Linked DNA regions of Mus musculus: region 2 is linked to region 1. Evidence: chromatin loops called from intact Hi-C (ENCODE). Cell type or tissue: heart. All regions are shown on one strand. Links, peaks and the distances in the headings refer to the core of each region. The heading gives the core; the rest is flanking DNA.

What was found. Hi-C counts contacts between places; a loop is a spot of excess contacts. Peaks named below come from ENCODE experiments on the same cell type or tissue, not always from the same donor. Only the 100,000 strongest peaks of a DNase experiment are listed, where the experiment ranks them.
Region 2: a loop joins it to region 1, with 9 times the contacts of the local background. A loop is called at or near these places in 14 of 42 quality-filtered maps.

The regions. Positions count from the first base shown.
Region 1 is chr4:124,711,304-124,718,943 of GRCm38, reverse strand. Sf3a3 (splicing factor 3a, subunit 3) reads right to left here and starts at 4,083. Exons shown (of 17, transcript NM_029157.3): 1 at 3,954-4,083; 2 at 3,628-3,675; 3 at 3,240-3,292; 4 at 3,029-3,134; 5 at 2,421-2,493; 6 at 525-616. The coding sequence starts at 4,049. It also overlaps the pseudogene Gm12917. In heart, for the core only: a CTCF peak has its summit at 4,266 (motif pointing left); a DNase peak (open chromatin) is centred at 4,173; H3K4me3 peaks cover 1,656 bases; H3K27ac peaks cover 1,309 bases.
Region 2 is chr4:124,847,678-124,852,677 of GRCm38, reverse strand. It overlaps Mtf1 (metal response element binding transcription factor 1), which reads right to left. Exons shown (of 11, transcript NM_008636.4): 11 at 2,878-5,000. 1110065P20Rik (RIKEN cDNA 1110065P20 gene) reads left to right here and starts at 2,114. Exons shown (of 3, transcript NM_001347196.1): 1 at 2,114-2,156; 2 at 2,245-2,446; 3 at 2,716-3,193. The coding sequence starts at 2,122. The coding sequence ends at 2,811. Yrdc (yrdC domain containing (E.coli)) reads right to left here and starts at 1,919. Exons shown (of 5, transcript NM_153566.2): 1 at 1,512-1,919; 2 at 871-985; 3 at 659-778. The coding sequence starts at 1,903. In heart, for the core only: a CTCF peak has its summit at 2,231; DNase peaks (open chromatin) are centred at 1,387, 1,927, 2,827 and 4,847; H3K4me3 peaks cover 2,771 bases; H3K27ac peaks cover 2,406 bases.

The DNA of each region.
Region 1 (7,640 bases), core at 1,227-6,226:
GGGGGCACGTGGCTAGGCGTACGCTTACCAGGCTGGAGGCTCAATCACCTGATGCTGCTGTGCCCAGGTGCCTACAACCACCCTGAGGGGCTATAGGACTGCCCAGATAGTTTATTTTTACAAAAGTAATTTTGTTGTATGAACAAATTAATAAACAAAATAATAGGCTTGCTATATTAACTGTAAGACTCTGACTTTCTTTTTTTTTCTTTTTCTTCTGTTTTCTTTTTTTCTTCTTCCCCCTTCCCTTTCTTCCACTTGCTCCAGTCCCCGTTCGCTCTTGGCCCCACTCGCTCTGGTCCATAGGTTCTTTATTATTTGTTTCTCATTACGGATGGTTGTGAGTCACCACTGAGCCATCTTACTAGCCCCGACCCTGACTTTCTTTATAAATAGTGTTTAATCCATGAAATAGAGTTATTTACTTAATATCTACATAAGTTACTTGGGGGTGGGGGACTCCCTACTTGCTTTATCTTGACTTAGTCCCAAGAATGAGACTCTCTCCACTCTCCAGGCCTTACCTCAGATGCCTTCAGGTTAATGTATTTGAGGTAGCAGTCATGGAGATCAAGGTAGCGACCATATCCCTCTTCATCTGTGAACTCCACCAAGTCTGAAGGAATCACACATGTCAATGATTCAGATGTTATAGGCTACTTTCTTGAACTTGCTCTTTCAAATGCACTATCTTTTAGAAGTTCTACGAGGTAGCCCGTCACTTAATGTCCTCTCTGCTCTCATCAAATGACAGAGGTAGGTTTTCACTTTAAGCTTAGAGAACACAAAGAAGCATTTTGTGCAAGATCATCAGGGTGTCAATATAGTGTAGGAACCCAGCTACCAATTCCTGAGGTCCTAGAAGGTGGGGATTACAGAGGGTTTCAGGTAGTTTACATTGGCCGCAGACTCATCTGCCTGCTTCTACCTACGTGCTGGGAATACAGGCATGTGTCATCGAAAAAACAGAGTTCAGGGCCAGTATGAAATACATAGTATGTCCCTGACCAAAAAAAAAAAAAGAAAAGAAAAGCCAGCTAGATCATTCTCAGGCCTGAGGTCATACCCCAAAACCCAGGTAAAAGTAGGAGAGAACTAATTTCATAAAGTTGTCCCTGACACACATGCCCCTACGCATACGCCTTTGTATGCACACCACACATACACAATTAAACAAACAAACTAATAAACAGACTAACCAGGATTATTAGCACATATCTCTGTGAGTCTGAGGCCAGCCTGGTCCAAACAGGTTTCAAGATAGCCAGTACTACATGGAGAGATCCCTTTTTTTCTTTCTTTCTTTTTAAAAAAAGATTTACTTATCTTTATATGAGCATACTGTAGCCACCATGTGGTTGCTGGGAATTGAACTCAGGACCTCTGGAAGAGCAGTCAGTGCTCTTAACCACTGAGCCAACTCTCCAGCCCTGAGATCCCATCTTTTAGAAAGAAAGAAAGAAAGAACGAAAGAACAAAAGAAAAGAAGAGAAGAGAAGAGAAGAGGAGAGGAAAAGGAAAGGAAAAGGAAAGAAAAAAAAAAGAAAAGAAAAGAAAAGAAAAGAAAAGAAGAGAGAAAGCAAACTGGGCAGTGGTACACACTTTTAACGCCTTTAATTCTTGCACTAGAGAGGCAGAGGCAGGCCATCTCTGAATTCGAGGCCAACCTGATCTATAGAGTGAGTTCCAGGGCTATACAGAGACACCTTGTCACATCAAAACAAACAACAAAACAAAAAAATGGGGCTGGAGAGATAGCTCAATGGTTAGGAGCAATGAGTGGCCTTCATTAGGACCTGGGATCAATTCTTAGCACCCACATGGCAGTTCACAACTGTCTGTAACTCCACTCAGAGATCTGACATCCTCAAACACAGATACATGTAGGCAAAACACCAATGCAGATACAAATAAACAAATTAAAAAAAAAAAAAAAGATGTTAACTCACCATACAATTAAAAAAATAAAAGGTCTGGCATTTATTTAACTCAGAGAACTACTGAGAGCTGAGATTAAATGTATACTCCACCACAATCAGCCTTTATTTATTTGTTTTTAGAGACACGACGTTCTAGGACCTAGAGAAGTGGCTCAGCATTTAGAAATACTGGCTGCTCTTGCACAGCACCTGAGTTTGAGTCCCAGTCCCTACACGGTAGCTCAAAACCATTTGTAACTCCAGTCGGAGTGGATCCAATTCCCTCTCCTGGCTTCCTGAGGCCATCACACACACACACACACACACACACACACACACACACACACGGTATACAAACATATATGCAGGCAAATTACCCACACAGACAAAATAAAAACAGATTGAAAAACAAAACAAAACAAAAAAAACCAAGCCATAGGTCCTAGCTCTATAGCTGAGAATGGCCTGAAGCCCCAGGAAGAAACAGTAACCATTACTTACTTTGTGCCTCTTCACTTGGATTCTCTCGAGCCTTCAGCAGCTCCTCAAATTCCACTGACATTGGCACACAGATCTGAGGGAAGGAGAAGAGTTCAGGTGGGCCTGGCGATGTCTCAGGCACACACAGGCCTGGGCTTCTAAGACTTGCTTTGGCTTTGACCTTGAGTGTACAGAGCTGCCTACTTAGTGTTCTCCACTTCCCTTGCTGCATAGCCGGGCAGACATTGATTGGCACAAAACACAGCATGCTAAGGAAGGGCTCCTTTGGAGGAGGCAGTCCAAGAGATATTTTACGAAAAAGCTGGCATTGGACATGAATCCTGAAGGGGTAACGACCTCTGCAAGTGAACAGAGCACCACTGTGTTGGTAGATTTCAGGGCAGAGCTAGGTGCACAGTATATTGAGTAGGAGACATTCTTGTGAAGCAGCCCTAGTGCTTCACCGTGTTCTCTTACTGCAGAGGGATGCCAAGAGGATGTCACTTAACATGCAGTGAAGTGGCACGTTCTTTCTTGGAGTGACATCTACATGGCATAGCTCCATTTCCTTTGCATCTTTCCCTTTTGTTAACGGCCAGGTCTAAGGACACTAAGTTGGGAGGCCTTACCTCATTTGGGTGCTTCCGATGGAATTCCTTTATCTGCTTGAGTCTGTTATAGAATTCAGCGAACTCGTTGGGTCCTGAGATAGCATTGAGCTCCTCCTTCCGCAGTCTGCAAGATATCAACAAACCCGAAGAGCATAAAGCACACAGCCCATGGTCTCACCAGGGCTCCTCAAAAGCACTAATTGTTAGAAGGGATGTGACCGTCACTTACCCGTCCTTATCATCATACAAATCCCTCAGGTTCCCACTGACCTCCATGTACCTCTGAAACAGAAGCGCAAAGCCATCAGAATGAAGCAAATTTGTACCACAGGGCTAAGTAAACAAGAAAGGATGTCTTGGCAAAACCCAAGGAAAACTCATGAGATACATGGTCTTCAAAGTTCCACCACTTTTAAGAGACAGCTTGATCCCGAGGTGGTTGCATACACTTTTAATCCCAGCACTTGGGAGGCAGAGATAGGACATCTGATTAGGTACCCTAGAGGGGCTTGTCTAAGAACTCAGGGGTAGAAATCACGCAGGGCCACTCAACCTTCCCAGCCTGCACTTTTCCCGCCCAGCCCGACCCCAGGGGAAGCGGACGGCGGCGCACTCACATCTTGCATGGCCCGAGTGCGGTGATCGGAATTGATCTGGTCCCGAAGCTGCAGAAAGGCAAACGGTAACACATACGTTGTTACTTTGAGTTTAGCAGTTGGAAAGAGCACCCGAGGGGTGATGCGCTTATTGGTTTAGGTCCCAGGGGCTGAAGCAGGAAGATTGAGGGGCCCTCGGAGGACGTTAACGAGGCCAGAGTGCCGAGCCAGCTTAGGAGGAGGGTGAGGATGGGGCGCAGAGAAGCTCCGAGGCCAAATACAGCGCGAGGGCTCGGCAAAGGACCCAGGCCCGCCTCCTGATGCGGCCCGGACCACGGCTCACTCACCGTGGACTTCTTCGTAAGCATCTCTTTGGCCATAACATCCATAAGCCGTTCCTTCTCCTCATGATAGCGCCGTTGCTGCTCTAAAATTGTCTCCATTTTCCCTTGGCCACGGCGTTTCAAGGCGGACCACTAACACTGCCGGAAACACCGCCTGCCGCCTTTCAGCCAGCGTCTCAGCGCGCAGCATCCGGCTGCACCAAAGTTCCGCGTGTCCCGGAAGTGTCTTGGGGGACTCAAGAAAAAAGGAACACCACGAAGAGAGCAAGCGGGTGCTATCCGCGACCGTGGCTACGCTTCCCCCTGCTGGCTGGGGGTCTGAAGGAGCGCTGCCTCCGCGTTGAAAGCTGGCTGTCTCTAAGAAGCCTGCAAGAATCCTGTAGGCTGAGGTTGAGAGACAGCTGGCTTGCCCGGGGCTTGCTGCAGAAAGCTGGGCCGGCAGGGACACACTAGCAGGAACGGATAAGTTGAAGGATACAGAACGGAAAGGGGAACTGGAAGCAGCAGTAGTTTTCAGTGTGTGACCTCTGGTGATGTTTTCCCCTTGTCTGGACTTTAGTGTGTTTGTCAGTAAAGTGGAGATGGTGGTGGGTTTGTTCTTAATAAAACTCATACATATTTGAACACAACCTTTGTTTATTGGCAGAGGAGTCTTTAAGAAAAACGTGGTACACTCAAGCAATGATATGCTTGCTGTTCAGCACAGGTTAACTTCTGATTCTCTGTAATTCTTTTTTTTTTAAAAGATTTATTTATTTATTATATGTAAAGTACACTGTAGCTGTCTTCAGACACACCAGAAGAGGGCATCGGATCTCATTACGGGTGGTTGTGAGCCACCATGTGGTTGCTGGGATTTGAACTTCCGACCTTCAGAAGAGCAGTCGGGTGCTCTTACCCACTGAGCCATCTCACCAGCCCCAATTCCATGTAATTCTTTATTTTTCTGCTTTTCGCCTACCACTTGCTGGAATTACAGGTATGAGCCACCACACCTAGCCACTGTATGGCTTAGAAAATGAAATCTAGACTGCCTTTCCTTAAAAGAGGAGGAAGAGGAAGAAGCAGAGGCAGAAGAGGCAGAAGGTGGAGGCAAACAGATCTTTGTGAGTTCTAGGCCAGTTTGGTCTACATAGTGAGTTCCAGGACAGCCAGGGCTGCATAGAGATCCAGTCTCATGAAACCAAACCAAACGAAACATAAACAAACAAACAAACAAACAAACAGAGTAGGGGCAGAGAGTGAATCAGTATAGAGAGCTGGGATTACAAGTGTGTGACAGTGCATGCACCAGGAAAGAGGCATCGGCGCAATGCAAAGTGGCTCACACCCGTGATCCTAGCGCTTAGGAGATGGAGGCAAGAGGAGAACAAGTTCAAGTTCAGCCTGAGCTATGTGATAAGACTCTATCTCAAAACAACAAACAAACAAAACACATACAAACATACACATACACACATACATATATACATACACATACAATACATACACACACATTCACACACACATACACACACATACATATATACACACACATGCACACATACATATACACATATATACACACACACATATATATATACACACACATACACACACATACATATATACACACACATATTCACACACACATTCACACACACATATACACACATACACACACATACATATATACACACACACATATATACACACACATTCACACAAACATACATACACATACACTTACACACACACACACACACACACACACACTCCAAGGCACTGGGTTTCAGCATCAACACAAGGGACTCTGGCCAGGTGGTCGTGGTGCACGCCTTTAATCCCAGCAGTGAGTTCCAGGACAGCCAGGGATATACAGAGAAACCCTGTCTCAAAAAACCAAAAAACAAAAAAGAAAAGAAAAAAGAAAAGGGACTCTACTCCATTCCTACTCTAGGCAGAGAAGGGAAAACACCGACCCTGTGTTCCTGTTATTCACAATTCACAAAATCTCTATATAACCCAAGGGCCCATTAGTTGGGACTGGAGAGCTGGCTCAGCAGTGAGGAGCGTTTGCTGCTCTTCCAGAGGATCTGAATCCAGTTCCCAGCATGCAAGTCGGTGGCTCACAGCCACTTGTATCTCCAGATCCAAGGGATGAACAGCCCCGCCCTCACCCCACGCTGCTCACGCTATCCACTTTTACATACATACACACCCAATGCATGGGTGAATGGATAACCATGTTGTCAGACAATACTGTTCAGCAGTGAGGGAATGCTATACGGACCCATGAGAGCATCATACTCCATAAAGAAGGAAGGGACTGGTGTAATGGCTTAGTGGCTAAGAATATCTGGTTCTCAGCACTCACATGTCACCTTACCATGATCCATGACTCCAGTTCCTGGGGACCTGATGCCTTCTTCTGACCTCCATAGGAACCAAGCATCACATGGTGCACATCCATATACACAGGTAAAACAGTCACACACATAAACATAAGTCTTTAAGAAAAACAAAATAGGGCTGGAGAGATGGCTCAGCAGGTAAGAGCACTTGACAGCTCTTCCAAAGGCCCTAAGTTCAAATCCCAGCAACCACATGGTGGCTCACAACCATCCATAATGAGATCTGATGCCCTCCTCTGGTGTGTCTGAAGACAGCTACAGTGTACTTACATATAATAAATAAATAAATCTTAAAAAAAAATAACTCGGGCTGGTGAGATGGCTCAGTGGGTAAGAGCACCCGACTGCTCTTCCGAAGGTCCAAAGTTCAAATCCCAGCAACCACATGGTGGCTCACAACCATCCGTAATGAGATCTAACGCCCTCTTCTGGAGTGTCTGAAGACAGCTACAGTGTACTTACATAGAATAAAAATAAATAAATCTTAAAAAAAAATAATAACTCTTGCCGGGCGTGGTGGCGCACGCCTTTAATCCCAGCACTCGGGAGGCAGAGGCAGGCGGATTTCTGAGTTCGAGGCCAGCCTGGTCTACAAAGTGAGTGCCAGGACAGCCAGGGCTACACAGAGAAACCCTGTCTTGAAAAACAAAAAAAAAACCAAAAACCAAAAAAAAAAAAAAAACTCTTACCCTATTACACTCTTGCCTCTTGCCCCCTTACTCCCAATTCCCTTCCCCCCTCTCTCCACATGGCCATGGCCCGCCCCCATTTCTCTGCTCTCTCCTTCTATCTGCCTTTCTCTGCCTCTGCTACCCTCTTAACTCCCCTCCCTTAAATAAACTCTATTCTATACTAAAAAAAAAAAAGAAAAAAGAAAAGCAAAATAAAGATTGCATAAAATATTTAAAATGAAAGAGAGAAGGCATGAGGTGGACATGACTGTCCACTTGAGTGACTGAGACAAGAAGGTAAGTGTGAGACCAGCCAGACCAGCACATAGAGACTCCATCACGAAGGATCAAAACCAACAATCAAAAAGTGGTTGTTTGGCCTGGAGAGATGGCTCAACAGTTAAGAGCACTGACTGTTCTTCCAGAGGTCCTGACTTCAATTCCCAGCAACCACATGGTGGCTCACAACCATCTGTACAGCTTTAGTGTACTCATATACATTAAATAAATAATTAAATCTTTTTTAAAAAAGCGTTTGTTCAGAGGAAATATTGGGATGAAGGGGAAAATGAGAGCGTGATTGCTTGTGGTAAGAGACTCAGAATGTGCAGAAGGGAGCCTTCCTG
Region 2 (5,000 bases), core at 1-5,000, 130 kb before region 1:
GAGTGCTGGGATTAAAGATGCTCACCACCACTCCGACATCTTTTCTATTATCATCGATACAAAAAACCACACCTGCTCTCCCTTGGCCTATCAAGATAAAACAATTCCAACACTTTCTAAAGAAAAATAAGTAAAGCTCCCAGGGGCAAAGAGATGGCTCGGCAGTCAAGAGCATTGACTGCTCTTGTAGAGGACCAAGGTTCAATTCCCAGCACCTACACAGCAGCTCATAACTGTCTACAACTCCATGGTCGGGAGATCTGACACCATCACCAACTCCATGGTCGGGAGATCTGACACCATCACCTAGACACACACACACACACACACACACACACACACACACACACACACGCGCGCGCGCGCAAAACAGCAATGTACATAAAATAAAAATAAATCATTAAAAAAAAGTAAGTGTCCCTAAATAACTAAGGCTGACTGAGATTTTCTTACCCTAGCCTCCTTGTCCTGGCCTTACAAGTACACCACCTGCCCCCTTCCAAGATTCATTCGGATACCCTCCTCTAACCAACACCAAATGGGTAACCTTCTCACCCATGCACCAAAGGCCCAAATTTCTGCCAGGCAATCCCATTACAGTGTTAGCCTTGTTGATTTTAAGGAAACAGCAGTTTAACCTGCTGGGGCCAATTCTCACCTCAACACTCAGAGAACTGGCCTGGGAGCTGAGGTTGGCACTAGTGAGTGCAAGTGGTCCCCCAAACATCTGGGCCAAGTCCAGCATGAAGGCATGGTCAGGAATCCGGATGCCAACAAGCTGGGAAGCAAGAAAAGAGAACGTGAGGAAGACATCGAGGGCTTGCAAGCGTCTGATTTAGATCGCAGGAAAAGGGAAAACTCTTGACTCACACGAGTAAAGGGGTTCAGGTCTTTGTTGAGCTCCTCGGAGCGCTCCATCACCAGGGTCACAGGGCCTGGGAACAGGTCTTCCAGGAGCTCCCTAGGTACTCTCACCTGACAGTACCTGCAGGCAAAGGAGCACAAATCCTCTCCAAATCACCCTGATGGACCTTTCCTGGGGACTTAAGGCAGATGCTGGAGAGGGGTCCCCTTCGCGTGTATAATGAACGAGATCTACCTGACTCTCTACTCCCTCTTCCTCGGAGTTCTGGCAGAAGACAGACTCCACAGAGTACCCTGGGCTTTAAGTCTATCCGCCTGTCTTGGGGGACAAAACCACAGCGCCGTGGCACGTGGATACAATCTCAATCCGTTTAATCATCTGGAAGGCGTTACCCCGAAACGGGCCTCCCCTCCGCCCATCACAAGGGCACCGGGAGAAGAGTGCCATGCTCGCCTAACTCAGCTTCTCGACCGACTGTCTAGAGCGGATCTTGGCGAGCCGTCAGCGCTCCCGACCAATCTCCAGTTCCGGATTCCTCCTCGGGGAGCAAGGACAAGCCCCTCCCGCGCTCGGCGGACGCCGCGGTCTCCCGAGGCTGTCACCGGAAACCCCTCCCGCGGGGCCGCCCCCAGCGGGGCCGCCTCACCTGTAGACGTCGGCCACGCGGCCCAGGCACACGGCCAGCGGCTTGGCCTCGCTGCGGCCTTTGAGGCGGTACACGCAACTCAGGGCCGCCGAGCTGCTCGCCGAGCAGGCCAGGCCGTAGAGCGTGTCGGTCGGGACCGCCACCACGGCGCCGGCGCGCAGCTCGGCCACGGCGGCCCGCAGCGCCTCGGTCCAGCCGGAGCGCTCGGGGCTCGCGGCTTCCACGGGCTCGCTCTCCGGAAGCCGCAGCAGCCGGGCCCCCGGCAGCGCCGGAGCGGGCTCAGGAGGGCGTAGGAGGCGGCAGCCGCGGCCAGAACTAGCCGGCCCGTCGCTCAACCCCATGCCGGCCGCCACGGCGGCCCTCAGCCCCGCGCACGGACGCGCCGTAGACATCCGTGCCGAGCCGCTTCCGGGAGGAAGTGACGCACGGACGCAACTTCCGGCCCGCGAGGCTCGGCCCCGCCTCCGCTCCCGGCCGCTTAAAGGGACCGCGACCCCCAGGCGACTTGAAGGAGAACGGTGGGGACGGGGCGGGGCTCGGCTTAGCGGACTCCTCGCGCGGCGCGGGGGGCGGACTGCGGAGGGGTGGTGAGCGGGTGGCACGGGCGGCGATGGAGTGGGGTCCCGGCGCAGGCTGGTCACGGGGGTGAGAGCGGGCCGGCGGGGCGGTGGGTTGGGGCCGCGACCTCGCGCCGCCTAGCGCCGGGCCCTGACGCCGTCTCTCTCCCGGGCAGGGAGGCTGCCGGCGTGGACCGTGGGAAGGCGGGGTTGGGGCTCGGCGGGAGGCCACCCCCGCAGCCGCCCCGAGATGAACGCGCCCAGCAGCTGCTGGACGCCGTGGAGCAGCGGCAGCGGCAGCTTCTGGACACCATCGCCGCCTGTGAGGAGATGCTGCGGCAGCTGGGCCGCCGGCGCCCAGAACCGGCTGGTGGCGGGGTCAGTGCCCAGTGCCCTCTCCGGGCTGGACCTGGGGAGGTGGGCGCTTCCCACTCACTGCACTGGTCTAGCTCGCGCTCCCCACCCCCACCCCGCTCCAAAGGAGGCAGGTGGAAGAGCATCCCCACCGCTTAACTTCCTTTGATCTGAGCGAGGTTTTGAAAAAGCATGGTACTGTCGAGATGCCAAGTGGCCTTATTCTTGTGGGGCCTAACTTAAGGCCTTTCCTCCGGGCTCATCCCCCCTCCCCCCTTTTCTGTTCCAACTAGAACGGTTCAGCCAAGTCTGGAGCGCCGCCCCAGCCATCTGTATCGGCCAGAGGTGGCCTTCCAAAGGATGCTGGCGATGGAGCCTCGGAGTCTTGATCATACCCTAGCCGGGCACCCTGACTTCTGTCCCTTTCCAGGGCCAGTGGCTGGACTGTGACCAACTCCCTTCACTAAAAGGGGCCAGTCTTCACGGGCAGTTGCTGGTACTTGGCCCTCAGCCTGGGATGGCAACTCTACTAGCAGCTGGGTTCACTCCCACGTCGTCCTGGCTGAAGGCAGTACTGTGCTTTGAAATGGAGCCAACAAACATCCAGTCTTGAGTACTCGGATTCAGGAAGCCAGCAGTGCTGGCCAGAGTGGTCTGGCCTGCTTTGGGGGTTCCAGGTGGTATTACATGTTCATTTCATGCTTTGGGGGCTCTCAGCCCCACAAAACACTTGAGCAGAGTCTTGATTAAAAGGAAATCTGCAGACCCTGGTGACTGACCTTTCTTTTCTGTCCCTCCAAGACTTGATGGCTGGGAGTGGGAAGAGAGTGTCAACCAGGGACAGGGATGGGAAGTAATGCCACATGTACTACCAGATTTAAATAAGCATTTAATTAAGATTTCATTAGTATTTAATATTGCTTTTTCAATTCCAAAAAGTTAAATTTTCACTTCATAGCAGATATTTTAAAGTACAATATTAAGTTTATACAAAATGAGCAATTAAGCAAACACTATTATTTCACATTCTTCAAAAATACAAATTCGTATTTATTCTTTTTAGGGGTTGGAGGTTTCTTCCTTTGGAAGTACTGAACCTGTAACGTTTTCATATCGCTCAGTGGAAGTCCGTTGTTCCCATGTTTTACATTTAAAATAAACTTGGTACTTTTACATAATTCAAATAAAACTATTTGGGACTTAAAAACTTGTCACCAAGACCACTGGCCAATGATTAGTTTGTGTTAGAAAAGAGTTTGTGGCCTTTTCTGGCTAGATCTGAGCCAGGCAACCAGAAAAGCCCGTTTTCCAGCCACCTTCCCCAAACTGCAACAGGGAATTCCCAGGAAAAGGGACTAGCTACCTGGGACTCCAACCTCAGTGACATTTTCTCCAAAGCACAACCAAAGATGCAGGCTGTTGACTCACACAGCCCTTGGGAAGCCTGAGAACACCCGCGGCAAGGGCGGGCAAGCCCCTGACTTGGCACCTCGAGGGACACGGGGATACTACAATAAACACCCCAGATTTTGGTGGAAAAAAGTTTTATGAAAACATTACCTGTTTAAAAAAAAAAAAAGTAGAAATTGCATTGAATTGAGAAAGTGACATGACATTATCACCTATTTTTGTCCCAGTGAGCCACCACCAAGGAGCAGTGTATGGTTTTTACACGCCAGTTCTAGAAAAAGGTTGTACTATAATATAATTTGACAGATCCAATTAAACTTGCATTTTCAACGCAGACTGAGAAGCCCTCAAGCCGCCAGAACAGTGAGAGATGCCTGGGCTAATGACCAACCTCCCCAAGAGCAGGGGCATAAGAAACAAGATCCAAGAATATGCAAGAAACAGACCAATCAGAAATATGTATGATCCAGTTTTATGGCTCATCCCCTTCTGCCTCAGAGGAGAGATGGACAATTTCCCATCTGTGTCACAGCACAACCACTTGCAAACTTCATCTGTGAAAATCTTGCACTGGCTGGAGTATATTTAAAATGCCTCTACAGTTGGGAATTTAAGAGTAAGTGGGAGCCGGTGAGGGAGGTCATTAACGGCTTCCTAAATGGATTTGATGAAGCGTGGAAGTCATTCTGCTTTTGAGCCAACAGAGGTGGTGCAGAGAGCCTTCCGACATATTTCTGATTGGGGCTGTGAAAAAGCTGTAAATTCGCGACAGTAGTGCACTTCCACACACCAACAGTCTCAGTGACACTGGAGACGCTTCCCTTCAATGGATGTGTTTACAAATATGAAAGTCTAAAGGTGCCAGGTTTCTACCTAGGAACAACCGACCCTTCCTTTCAGGAATCATTTTGTTCTGGGGAAGAGGGGAAAGAGCAGGGGACGGCGGAGAAGCAGTTGAAAAGGGGCCTCAACAGTCAGAAGAAAACAGCTGCAGCAGTTCCTTGGAGGGCCTGAGGGGGGCGCCCCGGACACACAGGAAGGCTTGCATAGATTGAGCAGCTGCTGAGATGCTGATAGTGGTTCCCTGTGGCCAGCTTCAGCACAGGGCTGATGGAGCAGAAGGCCAGGCCAGGGCCACGTGGGATAGCGACTGTCAAGCTACGCATAT